Regions from separate parts of the Homo sapiens genome. Here all the other regions are linked to region 3. Evidence: chromatin loops called from intact Hi-C (ENCODE). Cell type or tissue: PC-3. All regions are shown on one strand.

Evidence for each region. Hi-C counts contacts between places; a loop is a spot of excess contacts. Peaks named below come from ENCODE experiments on the same cell type or tissue, not always from the same donor. Only the 100,000 strongest peaks of a DNase experiment are listed, where the experiment ranks them.
Region 1: a loop joins it to region 3, with 7 times the contacts of the local background. A loop is called at or near these places in 3 of 110 quality-filtered maps.
Region 2: it touches region 3 in a loop (2.6-fold over the local background); 3 of 110 quality-filtered maps call a loop at or near these places.

Annotation. Positions count from the first base shown.
Region 1 is chr3:110,582,165-110,584,664 of GRCh38, reverse strand. All of the region lies in intron 3 of LOC105374037 (a long non-coding RNA gene), which reads left to right. Among named protein-coding and RNA genes, the nearest start is that of NECTIN3-AS1, 490 kb to the left of the region's middle. In PC-3, no CTCF peak of the experiment used is centred here; a DNase peak (open chromatin) is centred at 974; H3K4me3 peaks cover 551 bases; H3K27ac peaks cover 1,048 bases.
Region 2 is chr3:110,813,120-110,815,619 of GRCh38, reverse strand. No RefSeq gene overlaps it. Among named protein-coding and RNA genes, the nearest start is that of NECTIN3-AS1, 260 kb to the left of the region's middle. In PC-3, no CTCF peak of the experiment used is centred here; DNase peaks (open chromatin) are centred at 509 and 1,249; H3K4me3 peaks cover 881 bases; H3K27ac peaks cover 2,500 bases.
Region 3 is chr3:110,418,309-110,420,808 of GRCh38, reverse strand. No RefSeq gene overlaps it. Among named protein-coding and RNA genes, the nearest start is that of NECTIN3-AS1, 650 kb to the left of the region's middle. In PC-3, a CTCF peak has its summit at 1,460 (motif pointing right); DNase peaks (open chromatin) are centred at 238 and 518; H3K4me3 peaks cover 1,071 bases; H3K27ac peaks cover 1,849 bases.

The sequences.
Region 1 (2,500 bases), 160 kb before region 3:
TATTAAAGCTTAGTTTACATCATCACTGTCTAATAGAACGTTCTGTGATGGTGGAAGTAATTTATTTCTGTGCTGTGCAATATGGACTCTGATAGCCACATGTAGCTTATGAGCACTTGAAATGTGGCTAGTACAACTGAAGAAGTAAAGTTTAATTTTACCTAATTTTTATTAATTTAAATTTAAATTTAAATGATGGTTTTCATATTGTACAATGCAGGTCTAGCAGACCTCTTGGGAAGAGTGGAACAGATTTGAGTGGCCAATGAATAGCACTGCTGGAGTATATGACTTTTTAAAGTCTCTTCTAGCTTAATATTGTATGGTTCTTTAAACTTGAGGTTATGAGATCATATTTCCTCTATAAGGAATAAGGGACAGACATCTAGGAGGAAAAGACTGATGAATATGCTTTGGATTGTCTCAAGTACTTTAAAGACATGTTTGCCAAATTTGGAGGAGTGGTAGAGAACAGATATTCAACAAAATATGAATAATCAGAGGCTATGGAATATTCACATTGTTCTATTTCAGCTAAAGGTAACAGAGAACAAACATGTTTGAAATACAATATCAGTATAACTAGAGTTATAGATCACTTACAAAAATTCTAAATTTATAAATTAGAACAATGAGACCTAGAAAGTTTGAGAAACAGGACTCTTGTCTACTAGGCTCGCATATAAACTTTTAGGCATCTCCTGAATTTAAGAGTAGCATCTAAACAATGCCAAGTTAAAAAATAAGGTATGTTAGTGTGGGCACTGTAACACTGGTCTGCTCAGTCCAGTCTGCATTCCACCTTGCCTTCTGTAAATGATGAACACACCAAGGGTATTAACACAATAGACATGTCCAGGAATGCCAAAGACCTAAAGTTCATTAGATGCGTGTACATATTACAGACAAAGCTTGAAACCCCAATTGAGTTTAAAGAAATTGTACTTAATATGTGACTTGTGAAAGAATGAGCAACATTTGATGGTTTCTATAAAACATTCATAAGGCTGAGTAAACAGTGACCGATATGACAAATATGTTATCTATAATAAGCAAGACTTTGAAGAAAGGACTGCAACTTCAAAATGAGTTTCCTGGTTTACAACAAGCATTAATGTCAGGAAAGTCAATTAAGAGGTGACCTCCAGTAGCAAGCTTTTGTCATTCAGGTTTAGGCAACATTCTTTGTCAGCCTCAATGTAACACTAACTGTTGACCTTTTGCTTTGCATTGAAAGGTCATTAGGATAAGTTAAGCCTCCTAAGCGTTCACTACTTTTGAACCTGTGGCTCACAACATTCCATTAAAGGGGTTATCAAAGGGTGGCTAGAAGAAAAAGGAAAATGTCACTATGAACTTTTTAATCTATAAACTACATTAAGCAGTTCAAATTGTCATCTGTAATTCAGTTGTATAATTAGAAATACTTTCCTTTCAACTTAATCCAAATGCCACATCTCATTGTGATACTAACAGTATGTTGTCTTCACCAATGTATAGCTGTGTTTATTTCTATACTTAAATGTTTAGAAGCAAAATTTCCTGTTTCTCTAAGCTCTAAGTTTCCTTTTTTAGTAACTCTTCCATATCAAAGACATCTCACAGAACCTCTCAAACTGAACTGCTGTGGCAAAAGAAAAAAGTAGTAGGATGTCATAAAGTGGTTTGAAAAAACACTGGCATGTATGTGAGAAAAATTCATTTTAATCCTGGGGTATGTTTTGGAACCATGTACAGGAACCATTGAAGAATAGATATTTTATGTATGTAAAGTTGTTTCTAACTAAGTAGACTTTGTTATAGCAGCCAAAATTGTCTAAGTCACTCTCTGTCAGAGAGGTGAAAGACCTATACAAAGAGAACTATAAAACACTGCTTAAAGAAATAATAGGTGACACAAATGGAAAAACATTCTGTGCTCAAGGATTGAAGAATCAATATTGTTAAAATGACCATACTGCCCAAAACAATCTACAAATTCAACCATATTCCTATCAAGCTATCAATAGCATTTTTCACAGAACTAGAAAACACTATTCTAAATTAATATGGAGCCAAAAAAGAGCCCACATAGCCAAAGCAGTCCTAAGCAAAAAGAACAAAGCCAGAAGCCTCACATGACACAACTTCAAGCTATACTATAAGGCTACAGTAAACAAAACACCTGGTATTGGCACAAAAACAGACACATAGACCAATGAAACAGAATAGAGAACTCAGAAAGGAAGCTGCACACCTACATCCATCTGATCGTTGTCCCAGCTGCTCAGGAGGCTGAGGTGGGAAAATCACTTGAACCTGGGAGGTCGAGGTTGAGGTGAGCCAAGATCATGTCAGTGCACTCCAGCCTGGACACCAGACCAAAAACAAATAACCCCATTAAAAAATCAGCAAAATACATGAACAGATACTTCTCAAAAGAAGCCAACAAACTTGAAAAAATGTTCAACGTCACTAATCATGAGAGAAATGTAAATCAAAACCCAGTGGGATATCACAT
Region 2 (2,500 bases), 390 kb before region 3:
AAAATTTAAAATGGCTTCTCTATTTAGGAACACTTGAGTTTGTTCTTTGGTTCTTCTAAATAGCATTACAGAGAATATTATTAAAATAAACATTTCTCTAAATCTGATTATTTCTTTAAAAGAAGTTCTTATAAACCAAATCACTAGATCAAAACATAAGAAAGCATATAATTCACTAGGACAAAGCATTTTTACTGCCAAGGCACTTTGACTTTATCTTGGAAGTGATAACACATGTGCTGTAATGACATTATCAGTGTTGTGGTTTACACAAAAAGCTCTGGTGGCTAGAAGAATGAGCTGAAAGGGAAGAAGGAGGTGGAAAAATCATTCAAAAGTCAATTACAATGTTTTGAGTTAGAAACTCTAAGTGTACGAACTAAGGCATTGTTACTAGACATGAAGAGGGGGCAATGGCTCCTTTTTTTGAAACAGAATCTTGCTGACAGAGAAGATAGGATTTCAGTATAAGTCATGGATGACCTAGGCTTTGGATGACTCAGAGACCAAGAGAACAGGAGGCAGGATGAAGAATAAAAAGAGTGTACTTGGAATTTTGTGAGGGAAGTGGTTTTGCCACAGGAAATCCAGGTTTCTGTAGGAATGAGGAGCTAAATGGATCTTACGTAGAAGGCTTTAAGAAAACAAGAACATTTCTTTGAAATGGGGCATGATGGCATAAAATAAGATAAAAATAATCGAGGAGAAAACAAAAGGAAAAGAGGAGATCTAAGCTGAATAGAAATGAGGGTTTGAGAGGAGGTGGGTGATGACAGTAGAAAATCTGCAAGTTGATAGGAATGAAAGAACAAACTTAAGAATGAAAAACCTCCACTACCCAGTAGGTCTGCGGTCAGAGGCGGTTCCTTGTGAATGCCACTTTGTTCCCCAGATGACTGAGAAGGTCTTAATGCCTTAGCAGGAAGTCTGCCCCTGCCTTGTGGTGAGGTCACTGGCAGTTTACTTTGCCTCTTTGCAACCAAAATCTATCTTTGGTAACAAGCTAGTAACTACTTTTGGTTCCCAAACTCCCACCCTTCCCTACCTCAAATTGTGTAGCCTCCATCCCCATCCATAGGCTGAAGCCTCTGTTACTCACAAATTCTGATAGCACTCAAAGAGCTTTGAAGTCATCATCTTACAAGTTGTATGCTCTTCAGGAATTTGCTCAACCGCCTGTGGGTATTTCCTCATCTGTAAAATGAAAAGGCCAGATGAGTACCTCAAACATACTTTGTGGCTCATTTTGAAATTATAACCTCAGCATAATCATTTTTATAAATCTATATTGTATACATTTGGAGAATATAGCTAAAACAAGCAGCTTGGGGAATGACTCAGTGCTTGACCATAAAACCATTCTGTATGTGTCATTACTAGACTAAGCAACAGCTTGCAGGCTAAACTATGAATGTTAGACAGATACTTCTAAGGGGCAAACTGTGAGCTAGAAGTTGTGGATGTGGAAGGAGAAGCAGTGCTAAATCTTTCTGACCCAAGTTATAGTCACCAAACTGATGATTTTGGAATTAGCAGCTAATGGTATCTGTTTCTCAATTGAATAGTAAAATTGGTAGTGGAACCAGTGTGAATAAAATTCTGAATCTTTATTACCTAATACAGGTGCAAGTCAAACACAGACAGCAATTAGGAAATGATTGTGTGGTGAGTGAGTAGGGAAATAAAAATTATCACACTATTTCAGAAGTTAACAAAGTCACTTTGGAGGGCCTCATGAAGTATTCCTTATAGCTATACCAGGATGAATATTTAGGTTGTGGCTATGCTGGGTTTAGAATATTACGATGCTTTCAGGCCTCCTGAATGTCTTCCTAATATCCTGGCTGCATAGGCCCCTTGTTTAGGACTTTCCAAACCTCCCCCATGACTCAGCGACTAAAGGTATAATGCCTGGAGTACCCTGCTCTTACAAAGTGGCTAATGTTGATATCTGTGTATCTAGCCTATGCAGATTATTATTCATTTTGATTTTTATCTCCTGCCTATACCTAGAACTGCTTTTTCTAAAAAAAAAAAAATCACTGCATTACTAACATTAAAACATCAAGATATTTCAGATAAAATAGAATTCAGATGGAATTCCCTATTTTTTCTTGACAAATCAGAAGATCTGATAAGATTGGGTCTGTATTCTTACATACAAATAACTGTCTGGAGTTGCATAGTTTCTGCCATCTCTAGATCAATAGAACTCCTTCCTTTTCCCCAGAAAAAGCAGAGGCACATGTACTTTACTTATCTGCCAAACTCCTAAAGGAGGGTGACCACATTTCCTAGTCTGCCTGTAAGAATCTCAGTTTACTCTGTTGACCTATAATTCATTAATATTATCCCCTTTTGTTTTAAAACATGGCCTGGTTGGAATGAACAATTCAGAGGACTCTGAATCTGTACTCTCTAAGGAAAGCATGCAATCGACTATCAAAAATTGTATGCTTAAATGATGCTACTTTTTATTTCAGATAAAATTACTTACATA
Region 3 (2,500 bases):
TATATACGTATTATATACTTTCTTAGTAACATTGTTTTTCCTCTAGCTTATTTAATTGTGCAATTGAATTTGTACAACTGAATTTGTACAATTAAATAAGCTAGAGGAAAAACAATGTTACTAAGAAAATTACAGGGAAGAGAAAATATATTTGCTATTTATTATGTGGAAATGAATCATCATAAAGGTCTTCATCCTCATTGTGTTTACAGTGTGTAGGCTGAGGAGGAGTAAGAAGAGAAGAAATTGGTGTTGCTGTCTCAGATGTGGCAGACGCAGAAGAAAACTCATGTATAAGTGGACTCGTGCAATTCAGATGCATGTTGTTCAAAGGTCAACTGTATTTGCAATTGTGAGAAAAGCATAAACTCTGCTGTCAATTCTTGTATTTTGGAGGAAAACATGGTTTTGTTTTGCAAAAAAGTTATGAGTTTTATAATTTTCTTCCTTCCTCCCTCCCTCCCTTCCTTTCTTTCCTTTTTTTAAAATAATGATGCAATGATTACTCAGCTGGAATGCTGTGACTCAGAAGTGAAAAATTAGCAGATCCAATAAATAAAGGCAAAAATGGTACTTGAAATTCACAACACATAGTAATTCGCATGGGTGGTTAAATCTTAGAAAACCTAGTTAGGATAAAGTGTCTAAGATGCAGCTTTGAAAGTTTAGCTTACTGTCTTTATCACATTTGTGAATGGAATCATAATGCTTTATTTGCCAAGATTTTATTAGTTCTATAAATCTTTTTTTCAAGATGTATTGTGCCTTGTTCTTAAATATCTAGCTTAAGAAAAAAAAAGACATACATTTTTCTGTGCTTCTCAGGATTTCATACAATTTCTTTGTTAATTCATATATTTGAGAATGTTAGAGGCACAGTGTGAAATTGTTGTCTGTAATGATAATGGGTAACCACCAAAGATCCAACCATAAAAACATAATAGTGATGACGTTTCTCAACATTAATAGAAACAAAATTTCTTTATCTTAGAGATTTCAAGGTCTTATAAACCAAGGAATGCATTTCTCAGAGGAAAAGCAATAAAGTACAAATTCACCAAGTGACCAATTACGAATTTCTCACAGGGCAATAAACTTTCTTCATATTTCCTAATACTCAAGCAAGAGTCTGTTCTATGTATCAAAAGATACTAAGAAATGTTTATTAATGTGACTAGTTATTACAAAGAAAAATTCTTATTCCTGACATATTACATATGGAGAACTAAGTGGGTAGGCCAATTTGTATTTCAAAAGAATGGAGTTAGATAGACCTAAATGTAATGTTACTTTAAGGCAGATATTCTGCAGAATCAAATTAGGTTTAGTAGAGACATTAAAAAACATCTCACCATAGTGGACTTGTGTGTCCAACTCAAGGTATATTCCAACAATGCTCATCCCTTTACTTGAGTAGCTCAGTACTGAGACCTTAATTTTAATTTGCATGCTGTGTGACATTCCACCGGGTGGCAGGCTTAATTCTATGACCTCGTGATTCCCATGTCACTTTTGTTTTGTATGTTTCATGGTGACTTCCTTCTTTGACTTATCCTAGGCATGACAGCTCATGCCTGTTCAGTTCTATCTCATACATTTTTTCAAGGGTTTCTCAAAGTTCTTTTTTTTCTGTACTGAGCAATCTTTATGAAGGCAAATGTCATGTGAAGTGAAGCATTCAGGAAAATTTCTCTGTTTGTTATTTAACACTTATGAAAATGTCTCCTTCTCTGTCCACATACTTAAGCTTCTTGATATTCTCCCTGTTTTAGCCTTGATGTTAAATTAGATGACTTTAAGTAGAAGCCACAACATTTTTTTTCTACTGGGCAACAGGAAAAAAAACTTTGAAAGCCCAATTTTATTTTTGTGAGGTTAAAGAACAGGAGGACAGGTAACATGAATGACTGGCTGGAAAAAATATATTTTATTGATACATATTTATTATATTAATTATACATAATATAATACATATAGTGATACATATATGTTGATAAAACTTTTATTTTATCTATAATTTCAACTCTTATTTTAGATTTGGGGTATATGTGCAGGTTTGTTACATGGATACCTTATGTAATGCTGAGGTTGGGGTACAAATGATCCCATCACCCAGGTAGTGAGTATAGCACCCAATAGGTGGCTTTTGGACTCTTGGCCCCCTCCTTGTCTCCCCATCTTAGTAGTTTCCAGTGTCTGCTATTGCTGTCTTTATGTCCATGAGTACCCAGTGTCTAGCTTCCACTTGTAGGTGAAAATCTGCAGTATTTGGTTTTCTATTCTCGTGTTAATTTGCTTAGAATAATGGCCTCTAGCTGCATCCATACTGTCACAAAGAAATAATTTCATTATTTTTTATGGATCCACCATTGATGGGTACCTAGGCTGATTCCATGTCTTTGCTATTGTGAATAGCCCTGTGATGAATATGAGTGCTTATGTCTTTTTGTTAGAGCAATTTATTTACTTTTGGATATATATCCAGTAATGGTATTACTGG